Linked DNA regions of Homo sapiens: region 1 is linked to region 2. Evidence: chromatin loops called from intact Hi-C (ENCODE). Cell type or tissue: sigmoid colon. All regions are shown on one strand.

Region 1 (8,000 bases), 230 kb after region 2:
AAGAAGCCTGAGAACTCCCTAAAACATACTATTGGGTAACATCAGTAGCAACTGCGTTGATTGTATCATGTATACCATGAGTGACTATTGGAAAGGCAGGAGCTTTTGATAGTAATCAGAGGCAGGTTGCAAGATAAGAACTGTTCCTCCAGGCACGTTCTAAAGCCACCTGCTGCTTCCTCATGAACATACTCGTTTCCACAAGATCAGCAACCAAGTGATTACGAAAATGATCACCCTGTTGACACTAATAGGAAAATACCAAATGGAAATTTAACTTGGACAATGGGGAAGTTTAGGAATACATCTGCTTGAGTCATGTTCTGTGAATGGACTCAGTACTTGGCTGGAAAGATGCATAAAGCTCAGGAGAAAAGTTAGAATGAAGTATACCTAGCCCTACAGAAGACATAACTGAAGAAGTGAGGTGAATGAGTGGAAAGTGCCTTCTCATGGAGTGGCACACAGCAAATCCCTTAGAATCTTCTCTGAGCACCTCCATTTACCCCATTAGCCAGTCCTTCCACCCAGATGTACTGAGCACCTGTGGTGTGTCAGGCACCAGGCTATGAGTAAGGATACAAGATGAACCACAGCTGGTGACCTCCAGGAGCACAGTGCCTAGCAGGACACTACCCTTACGACCACAGCACAAGCACAGGTTGCCAAGCACGTGTTCATCTGCCTACAGCCTCATCAGATGAGTAGAGAAGGGCTTCTCTGTCCATTTAAAGGTGCACAATCTGAGACCTGGAGATACCACGTCACATAGCAGAAGACAGTGCTGAAGCTAGCCCCCAAACCCGGGGCATCTTCCTGGTGTTTCCCACAGCCTCAGATGACATTCCATGTAGTCTGACCCCAGGAAAGGGGAACAGCACTCGGTATCCAGGGGCCCTGAAGCAGACAGATGGCAGTGATCACAGGCCAGATAAAGGTAGGACATTCACTCCTGCTCCCCATTGGACCCTCAGACTAAAGAGGACAGCCTTAAAGGACTCTAGAGAAGCAGGTGGGCAGATGAGGGAACCAATGTGTATCCATTCTTCCTGCCTATGTCAGGCCGTTCACCTTCCTATGCCATCACCATCCTCCACCAGGATAGGTAGTGATGAGAACTCTGGCTGATGCTGGCTCTACTACTTGGATTTTTTTTTTAGACGAAGTCTTGCTCTTGTTGCCTAGGCTGGAGTGCAGTGGTATGATCTCAGCTCACTGCAACCTCTGCTCCTGGGTTCAAGTGATTCTCTTGCCCCAGCCTCCCGAGTAGCTGGGATTACAGGAGGCTGCCATCACACCTGGATAATTTTGGGATTTTTAGTAGAGATGGGGTTTCACCACGTTGGTCAGGCTGGTCCTGAACCCTGACCTCAGGTGATCCACCCGCCTTGGCCTCCCAAAGTGCTGGGATTACAAGCGTGAACCACGGTGCCCAGCCACCACTTGGCATCTTAGGCCAGAGTTTCCTCTTCAGTCCAATGCAAAGGTCAAGTGGACCTGACCCTTAGTCCTAACACCCTGTGATTCCAGAACTAGGAAGTGAGCTACAATATATGAGGCATGAAAAGAGAACACAAAGCCCCAGAAACCCAAAAGTCTTCTACGGGCCTCTGGGCTTTCACTCTGGCCACCCAATTGCCTCTTAATATTTTTGATCGAGTATAAAATAAAACAATTTCAGATGTTTCAGAAATATTATTGGCAGCAGAGGGAAAACAAGGCCAGAATGAAAACCACCCCCAAAATAAACCTCAGGACAAGCACACCTGCATGTTTGGGAGTGCGCTGCAAGGTCAAAGGTGTTGTGCCAGGGCCCAGCAAGGAAGGAGCTAACAGCCTTCAGACACCGGAGCCAAATGTTCCTGCCTTCCTCTCTCCTGGCAAATGCTTACCCTCCCTTCCTCCTCTCCATTTTTGAGGCCTTCCTGCATCACTCTAGCCCCTGAATTTCTTGTCATCCTTTAATTCTGTTAATGAAACTTGGAAATTGCATGTTGTCCCTGTTTTCTAATTACCTATGTGTTAGCTCTCTTGCTACCCACCCAGAGTCTCTTAGCATAGACACATTACCTTTGTTTTTTGTTGTTGTTGTTTGTTTGTTTCTTGAGACGGGGTCTCACACTGTCGCCTGGGCTGGAGTGCAGTGGCGCCATCTTGGCTCACTGCAAGCTCCGCCTCCTGGGTTCATGCCATTCTCCTGCCTCAGCCTCCCGAGTTGCTGGGACTACAGCCGAGTAGCTGGGACTACAGACGCCCGCCACCACACCTGGCTAATTTTTTGTATTTTTAGTAGAGACGGGGTTTCACCGCGTTAGCCAGGATGGTCTCAATCTCCTCACCTTGTGATCCACCTGCCTTGGCCTCCCAAAGTGCTGGGATTACAGGCGTGAGCCACCGTGCCTGGCCCACATTTACCTTTGTTTTATAAGCCTCTACAGAGCTCAATAGAAAGTAGACATCATTAGTGTCTGCTGGTTGATTTACAAGTCATTATATAGACCTGGAGAACACTGCCCGGTATATATAATAAAAGCTATTCTTTGTTTTGTGCCTATTTATATTCCTATATTCATTTAATTTTTATAACCGCCCTCATTGTCAGATGACAAAACTCAAGTCAGCTCACAGAGGTTAAAACCCATGCCCAAGAACACCCAGCCAGTAAGTGAATGGGATGGAACTGAACCCAAGTTTAACACCAAAGATCACATTCTGCCTGGCTGCCTCCTCCTGCCAGAAACCTGAATGAGACCTACTATACATCAGAAATCCTCATCTCTGAAAACAAGAAAGGTAAACAGCATCCTCAACTATAAAAGCCCCAAGTTGCAGGTGTTCGGTTCCCCCAAAGATTATGAGAAATAACCCATAAGGTCCTGGATTAACAAATTAGCATCAGATCTGAGCGCCCAGAGCCAAGGGAAAAAAAATCAAGAAGCAGGTCTGAAAGAAAAGGAAATCCTCTCCTCATCCCTTTTCTTTTGTCTCCAAAGGGGCTTTCTGTCTCCAGAGGGCTCTGCACTGAAGACCCAGGGAAGGAGAGGAGCAGAGGGTGGAAGGGGGGCAAGGAAGTACCAACAGAGGGGGGATGGGGACAACGTGGGAAATCTAAGAAGCTGGATCTACACAAAAATTTCCACAGCTCCCTAGTGGGGTGCCCATTCACCCTCAGACACTGAAGTACAGTGAGCAGGAGGGCAGGGAAAAGAAGGTGGTGGGAGCATCTGGAAACACAGCCTTACCTTCCAGCCCATGAGGCAGCAACTGTTGCTGGCTCTCCTCCTGCCCCAGCTGACTGGGCTGGCTGTCAGTAAATTTCATGGGGGCTGCAGCCCTCACACACCAGGTGCATGCAACAAGGAGGAGGGATGCACCTGTTGGCCCGCAGTGCAAATACGGAGGTCCACCCACCTTGAGTTTGTGAGGGGAATGCATTTGCTCAACCTGTTGGCATCAAACGAATGGAAAAGTGTGCAGCCAAAACTCAAGGAAGAATAAAGAGAATCCATCTGCAGAATGGTGCAGGTGGGAGAGGGGCGTGGCTTGTATGGGCACTGCTTCCCCGCACAACCATGTCTGCCTGCTTGTAAGGTAGGAGGCTGGGGGAGCACAGGGAAGAGATAGAAGTCACATGGCATAGGAGCTCATCACAGTGACATCGTTCTGTCCCACTCTGGCTCACTGCTGGACGGTTCCTTGATTCTGAGCACTCAGGCCACCCAATAGACCCTGCTCAGGCCTAAGCATCCACATGGACATTTTCCATGCAAATGGCCCTGCCTCATGTCCTCTGCATGCACCCTCTGCTGGCCAAGTTGAGCGAGGACATTGTCTTTTGTTGGGAAAGGATACTTTTTAAGTGTTGTTTCTAAATTTTACTACATTTGCTGAAAAGACAGGACAGGAAGCTTTTAAGAATGAACAATCTCCCAGCCTGTGTGGGTTGGTTTGAGCTGTGAGAGGTGCAGCTGGGCTTCCAAGTAGGCTTATATTTCCAGACTCCCAAGTATTGTTCTCAGAAAGATACTAAATAAGACACCCCATACTCATGGGACACTGTACCCATGTCCCCAAGCAAGGCTGCATTCTGAAACCCCCACCCCACCTTATGAACTTCCTAAAAGACAGACAAGCCAACTAGTTGTGTTTCAAACTCTAGGCTCATCTTATATTTTGAGGATAAAAGCAAGGGGTCATTCTCAAAGACACTGAGTATATGGTGACCCCAGCGCATTCACAATCTATGCCTCTGAGACCAGCAAAGATCTCCCTAGCCAGAGACCCAGAACCTTTCCCCACCCTTGGAACTCAAAGGCCTCTCCCCTCTGCACCATCTGGGTCACCTCCTTCTCTGACAAGCCTTCTCAGCAGATTACCCCCGCCACCTGCCAGCCAGGAGCCCCTCCTCTGCAGTGACTGTAGCTGTCTGTCTACCATTTTCAGGCAGCAGGTGGGGCCACCTGGCCTTACCAGTTAGCCTAGGAATGTTCCAAGGCCTAGTCTGCTCTGCATATGTTTTCTAAGATCTGGCCCCTGGGGAAGCAGCCCCTGATGAAGGGGTGAGCAAACCTCACACAAACAGCAACTACTCTGGCTGGGTGCAGTGGCTCATGCCTGTAACCCAGCACTTTGGGAGGCAGAGGTGGGCGATCACTTGAGCCCATTAGACTAGTATGGACAACATGGTAGGACCCCATCTCTACAAAAAATCCAAAAAACTAGCCAGGTGTGGTGGCACACACCTGTAGTCCCTGCTACTCAGGAGGCTGAGGTGGAGGATTCCTTGAGCCTGGTAGGTCAAGGTTGCAGTGAGCTGAGATCACGCCACTGTACTCCAGCCTGGGCAACAGAGCCAGACCCTGTCTCAAAATAAAAAATAAAAATAAAAATAAGACAAGGAAACATCTACAATGCTGCAGCTACCCTCCTCCTCAGCTAGCCAGTTATTACACAAAAGAAACTGAACATGGGAGATAAACCAGCATAAATGCTTCCCCACTGTGGGGTGGTTCTCCAAGCTCATGCTTAGCTGCAAATGAGGTCCAGCATCCTTTGTATCATCAGTGAACAATGAGACAGACCTGCACATCTTGGCAAAAAAAGCTCTTGTGCATGTCCCCAGAGTACCCGCTACCCAATCCAGCATCCAGAGTCCAACCACTCCGGACCCAGGACCAACTGCTCAGGTTCCTCCCAGACCCAAGGCTCCTGGCCCACTGAGAGTGGGAGAAAAAGGGGTAACCTCACTCTGGGCAGGAAGGAAAATTCCATGCTGCCCTAGAGCACTGTGGTGCCAGCAGCATCATCCTCCACAGTCCCACAGTGTGCAGGCGGGGAAGAGACTAAGAGAATCACGGAAGAGAGAAGGAGGTCAAGAATTTAAGAGAAAAGAAAACAGTTCTATTAGAACCCTAAATGCCTTGTAGGAACCTAGTAAAGTCACCAGATGCACCTACACTTCTCCCAGAGACTTGCATTGTTGATTCCTGATTCTTTGAAGTGTGGGCGGGGTTCCCCAAATGGTCCTCCTAAGCCCACCATCTGGAAATAATTTATTGATAAGTGCATTTTGACAAAAAGTATTCCATTCAGGTGGAGAAGAACACAGCCTCTCTTGGAAGGGGGATGCAGCTCCAGGGCAGGCTCTCAAAGGCTGTGGGGTGGGCGGGTCATTGCATATACTCTGGTCTTTGCACTTGGGGAGAGGAGGGATGGTAAAAACCAACGGCCTGAGGTCTGGCATCATGCCCACTGCCCAGGTGTTTCCCTACACCCACCCAGCTCCCTGAATCACAACAGCTAATTTTACTCCCTCTAGACTCTAGTAGAGCTGGGTCTTCTCCTTCTGGCTACGAAATAGAAAGTGCCCCGCACCCCAACACACACACCCCAATCTAAAAAAAATATATATCCTTGAAACCATTTCCCCATCAGCCCATCTTCACATCTGCAATGCCACTCCTAGAAATTCAGTCCTTTGGGTCTTGAAGGGTTTTAGTTCCATAAGTTCCAGGGAGGGGTCTACCTCAACCATTGACAACTCACATCTCCTGAGAAGTTTATCCAAAACTTTCCAACTGCAATCATCGGCGAACAAGGTCCCTCAACAATGGGACCCCAGTTAACGCGAAGGAGGCAGAGCGAGGTAAGGAGCTTAAATGAGGAGTATGGAGTAGGAACAAGTCTGCAAAGCCCGCGCCCCAGCTTCGCCTGGGATGGCCAGGTCTGGCACTCGCGGGCCGCCTTCCCCGCCCTACCTTCCCGGAATCACATTTGGGCTGGAAGGACCTTCACGTGGCACCCCCTTCCCAGAGGCCGTCACCGAGTCCTCTAGCGAGGGTCTGGGAGCTGGGAGAAGGGTCCGCTTCTCCTCCGCCCCTCAAATCAAAGGCACCCCCTTCGGATGATTCCTAGAAAGGCAATCGCATCAGTGTCCCCAAGCACTTCATCTCCCCAAAAGAAAACTCGTGCAGCCTGGCGTCACTGGGGTCGTCTCCTTACGCCCCTGACTCCTCGCCGCACCCCGGGGCCCCTCTCCATTAGGGGAGTCGGGAGGCACAGACGGTGGGGGTCCCAGCCCCCACCCAGAACTCCCACCCTCGGAGCCTTGACTTCCAGGGCCCGCGCCTGGACAAAAGCATGGGGCGGGCTCACTCACCCGCGCGGCGAAGGCGGCCCGGGAGCCGGGGCACCGGCGCTCGGCGGGGCGCCCCGGCCGCAGGCGCACAGCGCGGGCTCCGAGCTCGCTCAGCGCCCTGCTGCCGACCGGGCGGCGCGGGGAGCCCGCGAGGCGCGTCCGGGACTGGGCAGGGCGGGGCGGGGCGGGGCGGGGCGGGGGTGAGCGAACCGGCGAGAGAGAGAGCAAGTGGGAGAGCGGAGAGCGGACGCGCGCTGAGGAGAGCGAGTGAGAGCGCGGCGCTACGGGGTCAGGACTCAAACCACCCGCTCCAGCCCCCATGCACTGATTTGCATGACATTTGCATAGCGCTCGGGGAGTGGACCTGCTGCCCTTCCCGCCACGCCCACCCGCCTTCTGCCTCGGAGTCCGGAGCGGAGAATCCGCAGCCAAACCTAGCGCCAGACCCGGGCCCCCCTCGCACTTATCCTGCACCGCCCCAGTTAACTCCTCGCAGGCGGCGGTCAGCGGGCTGGTACTGTCTTGGTGCGTGTCTTAGTCCTACACTGGGAGACCTAGGCCTTAGGTCGGGGTCTGATGCTAGCTTCGTGAGCGTGCATGAGACACTGGCTGCCTCTGGGCCTCAGTTTTCTAATCTGTAAAATGAAGATGTCAGCGGAACCATGGGGCTAAAGTTTTAGTGCTGGAAGGTTGTCTATGTAGTTTTTTTCAGACATCCTCCAGTGGTGCAACTCAGCCCCATGGTTCCTCTGACATCCTCCCTTTGTGTGTGTTAAGAATCTCTCATTGGTTTGGAAGATACCTACAAAGTTCTTTAAATTAAAAAAGGGGAAAGGGGAGGGGGGGGAGGGGAGGGGGAGGAGGTGTTTCTGGTTTTGGCTTGCTTTATATTTAGTTTGCACCCAATATGAAATATTTTATAGCTTCTGATCTCTTCACTTGGACCTTCTTTTGTTTTTTTTAAAAAAACTGTTTACTGCAGGTTAAGGAGTGTTTTTAAAAATTTTTTAATTGTAAAATAAAACATAAATACAGAAAACCACAAAAAACAAATATATAGATATATAGACTAGTGAATTATTATAAAGGGAACATCCTTGTAATCACCACCTGGATCAAGAAATAGAACTCTGCCAGCCACCCCAGGAGCCTCTCCATGTGCCCTACCTCAATGACAACCCCCTTTCTCCCTCCTCCCAAAAGTAACCACTAACCTGACTTTCATGTAGTCACTTCTGCTGCTTTTGTTTTTCTTGGTATCTTCCAAGGGTGCACCTTACCCCTCCCCCCACTCTTTTTTTTTTTAATTTGATTTGCCTTTTCAGTCTTTTCCTTACAATTATTTGTTAAATAACTTAAGCCC
Region 2 (8,000 bases):
CTCCCCTCTGTCCCATCCTCTCTAGCCTCATGGTCCCCAGATATACCCTTCTCCACATCTCATCCAACCCTTTCTGACTTTCAGAACCTACACACAACTGTGACAGTCTCTTTCTGCCCTGGCTCAAAAGTCAGCAACTTATAACTGCTTCTAGTGTCAAATCCATGTAGCCATTCATTGAACATTGTTGACGGCATCCCAGCACTGGACCAAGCATCTTGAATGCCAGTTATTGTGGGCATTCAAAACATATTACACAGAAGGCATGGTCTCTCCTTTCTTATAGCTTATAATTTAGTTCAAGAGGCAAAAACATATATACTTGAAGTAACAATTTACAAAGTGTACCATAATCACGCACATATCACCATGGTTCAAAGTGAATACACAACAGAGGAGGGTGACACAAAATGGTGCAATTGTAAGTGAGAGCAATTATTCTTAGAAGAAATAGCCTTTGAGTTGCGTCTTACAGGAAATGATGGAATACAATGAAGGCGTGAGTGATGTCACACAAATGAAACCAATAGGTATTTGTGAGGCAGGGCAGGGAGGGACACAGTCATGCCAGCTGCTCCCATGGCCGTGTCAGGAGTGAACAGGGTCCGGGGAACAGGAGGGGTTCCCCGGAACAGGGGGGCATCCAGCACAGCACGCCCACTTCAGAGCTCCAGGCCTTCCTTTGCCTCGATACAGGTTTGTTTGTTGACAATCGAGCCACTCTGGCTTCCTGACCTTGGCTGATTGCCTTTCCCTTCCTGGGCCTTGGTTTCCCCATCTGTAAGAGGAAGGGTTGCACCTGATGTCTCTGGCCCTGGCTAGCTCTGGATGCCACGCTTCGTCATGTGCTGTGTGTTCCTCAGCCATCGTCTGGGCTGCGTCCTGGCTGACAGCTGGACAATGAATGGGAGGTTTCCCAAGGAAGCAAAACAAAGACAGGAGAGAAAGCATAGAGGGAGGAAAAGGATTTTTAAAGTGTGAGTGTGTGTGTATGTGTGTGTGTGTGAGAGAGAGTGGGCATATGAGTGTGAGTGCGGGTGTACCGGTGTGAGTGTGAGTGTGAGTGTGTTTAGAGTTCTTAAAATGCTGCTGACAAAGCTTAGTTTTTTTAAAAAAAGACTAAAACTAAACATGAATGGGATTGGAAAGTATATTTTATCACAGAAAGGAAGCTGCCATGGAAAAATAAAAAAGGATGAGATAGACAGGGACACCCAGATAGTCTAGCTGAAGTATCAGAGGTGGGTTTCACGGTTACTGTCGGGATGTGGGCCTAACTGGTCAATATTCCTAAATCCACATGTTGGAGAGTTAAGAGTGGCATTGTCCAATTCACAGGTGGAAAGGATGACCTGAGAGCAATGCAACTAGAAGCCAGGAATGGAGTTAGTGTTCAGGAGAATCTGATCATTCTACCTTTTAGGGTGGTGAACCCTAAAGTCCATAGTTAATACCCAAGACAGAAACAGCAGCTCCTCAATCTACTGCTTGGGCTGTCAGATGCTGTCACAGGGCAAAGTGTGCATGGGCCCCAAACAGGGGTGAGTACTGGGTAGCTGTTGAGAGCGCCCTGGGTGCCTGCCCTGGAGCTCTGGCTGTCGGCAGTCCAAAAGCCACAATGGAGCTGGAGGTGGCAAGCAAGACCACTGAAGGGAAGGGCTATGTCTTAATCAGAAAAGGTGAGGCCTCTGAGGTTGGGAAAGAAGTCTAAAATGGACATGACTTTAAAGAGAATCACACAATCGCCAAGGATGAGATGAGAGTTTCAGACTTTTCATCAACTCATGACTACTGCATCTTGGGGGAACCATTTAGTGTTCTACCTCACGTAGGAGGAAGGCTGGAGGGATATGGAACTCACACATGAGAAGTACCACTAGAATAATAAGTATGTTCAATAGACATTTAGGTTAGTTCAGTGATGATATTATAAACAGGGTTTTAAGAGAAGCAACAATATTGGAGTCAATGAGTGATGGGACACCAGGTGGACCAGTCACTGGACTAGGTCTTCGACACAGAATCATCCTATTTACTGTCAGGGAGGCCCCTGTCTTGACCTGTGGTGCTGCTGCCTGATATAGTGGTTCACCAGTTGAGTCATCCTTTATTTCTTGTTCCTGTGCCACATTTTCCCGGCGTGGCATGGAGACCAGTGTATTCCAAGCAGCAGAGTGAGAGGGAAAGGAGAGGGCAGCTTTCCTGGCCTGGTGTCAGGAGAAGCAGTCTTGCCAATGGCCCGGCAGCAGGAGGCTTTCCCTGCGTGCCTTGAAGGGGGCATCCAGTCCTAGAGCTGGCCCCTGCCTGTCACTGTGAGTCCAGGTAGACAGCCACAGGGCCAGCCTCTGGCCTCACTCATGAGCCCACATCCATGCCTCACCTTCGCCTCTCACCCCAGAGGTCTGTGGCAGATCTGATTCTCATGCTAATGCTCTGGGGGAAGGACCTAGATCATTCTCAAGGAATTCCAGCCCCTCTTTCTAGTGCACTGTGTTCCTTTATGCTGCAGGAAACTCGGATCAAGAGTCCGGACTAAGCAGGGAGCAGTGGCAAGTGCCTGTAGTCCCAGCTATTCGGGAGGCTGAGGCGGGAGGAATGCTTGCGTCTAGGAGTTCAAATCCAGCCTGTGCAACAGAGTGAGACCCGATCTCTTTAAAAAAGAGAAAGATTCCAGGCTGCTACATCCCCTTCTGCTTTTCCCTTCTTGTCCTGCCTCTCTTCTATTTGACCACAAGGGGAGGAGTGAGAGAGAAGTAGAGGAAAGACCACAGTTCAATTAGCAGAGCTCTTGGTGCATAAAGGGTTGTTGAGAAAGGTGAACTGGTTTCCATCTTTCCACTAGGGAAGGGTCTTCCACTGAACTTAAAAAAAAAAAAAATCTGTTCAGAATGAGCTATGAGATCCATGAGCTAAGTGGAAGGCTATTTGGAAGATGGTTCTGAGATATTTCTGCAAACAGATGAGAGTCTCGTTACCCTGGAGTGTTTGGGAGAGGATCAGCTGAGTGCTCAGGACCCTCACATGGCACAAGTCCAGTCAGTCCCCTGGACAGAGAATTGTCCCTTCCTGCAGCCAAGGACTGTTGCACACCCAGAGAACACTAGAGGGCACCCCCGCCCCGGAGACGGCCTCTGAGGCCAGGGCGTAGCTGCAGCCTGGGATGGGAGCGGTACAGGCTTTATATCTCGAACTGTCCTGGGGGTTGCAAGGAGGCTCCAGTTCTGCAAGAAGCCTCAGTCACAGTAGCTGTTTTGCTAACAATTATACAGACTAGAACAAATTAGGGTAAGGAGCAGGGATGGAGTGGATTTGAGTGACAGCAGGATTTGAGGAGGAGTACAGTTCAAGACCTGGCTGGGCTGGGAGGGAGCGGGGCTGTGGTAAGGTTCTGGCTCTGTGCACTTGGGTTTGGGAGTACATTGTCAGTTCAGGGACCCTAGTCTTAGGAGTGGCTCTGGCATAGAGAAGCCACTGGAGCTCCACGGGGAACCCATGCTTTGTCCCCCAGTGTATCCCCAGTGCCCATGGCAGTGCCTAGAACACAGGAGGGGCACAGAACACATGGTGAGTGGATGTGGGATGAGGGCTAGGGTACCAACAGGGATGCAAATGAGGCATGAGAATGAAGTAGAAGAGCGAGAGGCAGGAGTGGCAGTGGCTGTGGTGGTAGTGGTGAAGGTCAGAGCCAACATTAGCCGGGCTTCATGGAGTGTGGGTTAATCAGCACTGCCTTTTTAATATGATCCCACCCCATCTGCTCCACAGAAATGACCTACAATGACCTGTCACTTGATCCCACCTCTCTGCCAACACACACACACACACGTGCGTGAACACACACGCCACTTCCCTGAGAGCCATTTCCCTCTTCAGCAGAGGGATGGCCTATGAAGCTTTATAACTAACAAGCATCTGAGCAGACCGTGGAGGACTTTTGCCTGGAATCCCCTCAACCAGAGTCCTCTGCCCTGAGGCCTAACACTTGCCAACTGTTCTGCCCTCTTCCTCCTCCCCCTTGGTAATCCAGCCAGCCTCAGCTGGGGAGTAGCTTCCTGTCTGGAAGCCCTGGGTGGACTGGACTCCTCCTCTGGATTTCAAGTGATTTCAACATTGCCCTTTGTCTATTCCCAGCTGGGAGGGGTGGCAGCAGGGGAGGGGAGTCTGAAGGCCCAGAGAGGGTTCAGCGGGCTGATGGCAGGGAACAAGGGAGAGGCCACTTGCCCCAGACAGGCAGTCACAGCTCTTCCTCCTGGCAGAGTCTCCACACAGCCCTGGGAGCAGCTGTCCTAGACCCCTGGGGGCCACACCTTGTAGCTCCCGTGGCCTCTGGTCCTGCTGCCTGGGGTTAGTCGGGGATTCTCCAGTCTCTCCCTCTTTACACCATAGCACAGACCTGGATGATTTCCTTTCCAGCCAATGAACATCTTCACACTGCAATCTTACTCCTTTTCCTGTCACTTTTCCAAGTAACATCCTAACACCACAGACTGGAACTTGATTGCCCCCCTGGGACCCACACTCTATGCAGCCCCCACTCTGCTCATTTCAGAGGGATGTTGTGTGTGTGTGTGTGTGTGTGTGTGTGTGTGTGTGTGTGTGTAAGAAGACAGTGATGGCAGTTTTGTTACTCAGTGTCCCCTGACAGACATTTGGGAGTGGCTAGTGGTTGGGATCCCTGCGAAAGCTGTCCCAGGAGCAGGCATCACGTCTCCGTGACTTGCACCATAGCTCTCAAGGAGACCTGCTCTATGCATATTGACATGGCTCAACGGGTAAAGGCCGCCTGACACACAGCTGCTAGCATAAAATTGTAAAGTTGGTATGTTTCCCATTGGTACCCTAACTTTCTTTCTTTCTGGAGCCCTTGTTTAATTGAAAGTAAAATTTTAATACCTATTTTGTACCTAATTTTCAATTTTTTTTTCAAAACTAAACAGGGTCATTGAATCAGATGACAGTTTCCATACTCACGATGGCTCTAGCTCCCTGGTGATGCCAGGCCTGCTCGCTTTCTCGCTTTCTGAGCTTTGCTCAGGTTCACTATTTGCCTCACTTGATTTCTAATTCCTTGTAATTAGAAGAAGTCAAATACATTCTCACCTACTGATCAGTTTTGGTTTTCAAGTGACATTCTGCATGTGGAGCTCAGTCTCCTTTGATACTTGAGTCTTCTACCATCTGCCTCACAACTCTACATTCTCCTGTCTCCAAGAGCTCTCTTCCCTTGATGTCCCTCCACCTTCTCCTAACCCCCAACTTTTTCTTATCCTATATTCTTTAATTCTTTTTTTTTTTTTTTTTTTTTGAGACGGAGTCTCACTGTGTCACCCAGGCTGGAGTTCAGTGGTGCAATCTTGGCTCACTACAACCTCTGCCTCCTGGGTTCAAGCGATCCTCCTGCCTCAACCTCCTGAGTAGCTGGGACCACAGGCGCATGCCACCATGCCCAGCTAATTTTTTGTACTTTTAGTAGAGATGGGGTTTTGCCATGTTGCCCAGGCTACTCTTGAACTCCTGAGCTCAGGCGATCCACCCGCTTCAGCCTCCCAAATTGCTGGGATTACAGGTGTGAGCCACCACGCCCGGCCTCTTATCCTAAATTTACAATGTCCTTTTCCTGTTCTTCACATAAAACTTCTTGAAATAATATTCCATGCTTCTGGCCTCTCTTTCTTCCATTTATTCCTTAACCAGGGCAACCATCTTTTCACTCAGTGGAAACTCTACAGACTTGGATCACAAAGATCACTACCAACCAAAGGACTAAATCCAAAGACCCTCTGAGTCCTCATCTCCTTCATTTTTATTTAGCATTGGATGCAGTTTATGAAGCCCTCTTTGCACCTTCTCCCTCCCCTGTTTCTTTGAGACTCCAGCCTCCTCTTGGTTCTCTCCCCTCTCAGTCCTTTCTCCTGGTACTGCAAGTTCCTTCTTTATGGTGTTGGTATTGACTTTCTCTACCACACTCTCTGTAACCTTATCAATGCCCATGGTTGCAATTATTAATTAAATAGTGAAGACTTCCAAGCCTGCCACACTAGCTTAAACCTTTCTCCTGGGCTCTAGACCCAACAGTCTTAGGATACCTTCCCTCGGCTAGCCCTTAGATGCCTCAACTCAGCAGGGCTGAAACCGCAGCTCCCCTCTCCTCCCAGACTGTTATGTAACCTCCAAGTTACTCAAGTCAGGAACCTGGAAGACAGCCTGACCTCTTCCCTCAGTCTAACCAAAGGAGCACAAGCTTCAGGCCAGACAGCTCTGAGTTCAAGCATCAGTTCACCAATTACAAGCTCTGTGACTTTGGGCAAGTAGCTTCTCCCCTCTAAATCTCATTTCTCCTATCTGTAAAATGAGGGTAATAACAGTATCTGCTTCATTGGGCTATTGGGATTGGATGAAATGATGCATATAAAGTGATTAACACATCGTAAGCTTAGAGTAAGTGCTCAATACATGTTAGCCATGGTGAATTATAACAATAAACCTCTAGCTGGCTCTTGAATTTGTGTTCAGTTACCCCAGCCAGGAACTGTAAGTCATCTTAGAATCTTCCAGTTCTCTTCCTCAACTCACTATGCAAAAAGTCATCAAGTATGGTCACTTCTACCTCCTGAGGCTTGAAGTTCGTGCCCTTTCCATCCCTCCCCTGGACTGTCATCCCAGAGGCCCATCTGATATGGCTGACTGCAGTCTCATCTCCTCTGACCCACCCACCACTCCAGTGCTTCTCAAATGTTCGTGTGCATCTGAATCCCCAAGGAGTGGATCATTTTCAGTCAAGGCCCAGAAGGGCCTGGGGGAGTCTGCTTGCTAAGAAGCTCCCAGGATGCCAAGGCTGCTGGTCCACAACTGCACTGTGAATAGCAAATCCCTGCTTTTTCCCTAGTTCTCTGAAAACCAGCTCTAATCGTCTCGATCCCCTGCCTGAGAATCTTTGATGAACTTCACAACTTTACCTAAAATGCCCTTTTAGTCTTACTTCCTCCTGTTCTGTCTCACACAACATATGCCTTGGCCACACACGAGCATCTGAAAATGTCACACACTGCCATGGCTTTGTAACCTTTGCTCATGCTGTTTCCTCTTGTAGAGTGCCTTTCCTTATCTTCCCTGCCTTTTAGAATCCTATCCCTTTTTCCAAGACTCAGACTAAGTGTCACCTTCTCCAGAAAGCCTTCCTTGGTCTCCATGGAAAAATGCTCCATGCATTTTGTTATGTCCCCTTGGTTCTTTTTTTACCCAGCTATAATAGGATGCATCCCTTCTCATTATAGTTAGCCATACACACCTCTCTTCCTCTAGATTTTAAGCTCCATGTCTTATCTTTGTGTTCCAAGAATCTGACACCAAGTAGACACTCAAATATGGATACAAGAGGAGAAGAGAAGGGGTGGAGGGTGGAAGAGGAACATGAGGCCGCTTGAACTCCTATGCTCCTGAGTAACATACCATCACCCCCTGGTGGCAGCATGCCAAAATTGCTGGTTCAATGTTTTTTGAAATGTCCTAAGTATTAATACTTTTTTTGAAGAATGGCTCAACATCACTGTCTTGGAAACCAAGACCCCAAAAGACCCTGCCAGTCATCATTAATGTTTCCTCAGTTCCTTTTCACCCCTTTCAGTACAGTCTTTACATACACAAGGTCAGTCACGCACATTTGTTTCAAGCCACTGATGAAGTGATGGCAGCCTACCTTCAGGTTTCTCTCCTACCGTTGTGAGTTCAGACTCCTGGCTTGGCTCACTGGTTCCATACACGTTGATTGCACGTACACGGAACTTATATTCGTGGTCAGGCAGCAGGTCCTGGACGTTGAAAGAGGTGCTGCGGCATGTGGCTAGTTCCTTCCACGTCTTGTTGGCTGAGTCCCAGATCTCGATGCTGTAGGACTGTACAGCACTGCCCCCATCATATGAGGAGCCATACCAGGACAGGGTCAGTGAGGAGCTCCGAATGTCAGAGGCACAAGGTGTGCCAGCTGGGGGGTCTGGCTTATC

Evidence for each region. A loop is a pair of places that touch in the nucleus more often than their neighbours do. Peaks named below come from ENCODE experiments on the same cell type or tissue, not always from the same donor. Only the 100,000 strongest peaks of a DNase experiment are listed, where the experiment ranks them.
Region 1: a loop joins it to region 2, with 3 times the contacts of the local background. A loop is called at or near these places in 10 of 110 quality-filtered maps.

Annotation. Positions count from the first base shown.
Region 1 is chr3:123,877,548-123,885,547 of GRCh38, forward strand. MYLK (myosin light chain kinase) reads right to left here and starts at 6,785. Exons shown (of 34, transcript NM_053025.4): 1 at 6,659-6,785. It also overlaps a transcript of CCDC14 not described here. RefSeq lists a silencer at 6,665-6,824. In sigmoid colon, a CTCF peak has its summit at 3,816 (motif pointing left); a DNase peak (open chromatin) is centred at 6,984; H3K4me3 peaks cover 1,494 bases.
Region 2 is chr3:123,649,430-123,657,429 of GRCh38, forward strand. It overlaps MYLK (myosin light chain kinase), which reads right to left. Exons shown (of 34, transcript NM_053025.4): 24 at 7,697-7,999. LOC124909421 (a long non-coding RNA gene) reads left to right here. Exons shown (of 2, transcript XR_007096038.1): 1 at 1-696. Among named protein-coding and RNA genes, the nearest start is that of MYLK-AS2, 36 kb to the right of the region's middle. RefSeq lists enhancers at 153-654, 655-1,154, 4,283-4,783. In sigmoid colon, a CTCF peak has its summit at 3,080 (motif pointing right); DNase peaks (open chromatin) are centred at 852, 2,202, 3,132, 4,092 and 1 weaker place; H3K27ac peaks cover 2,866 bases.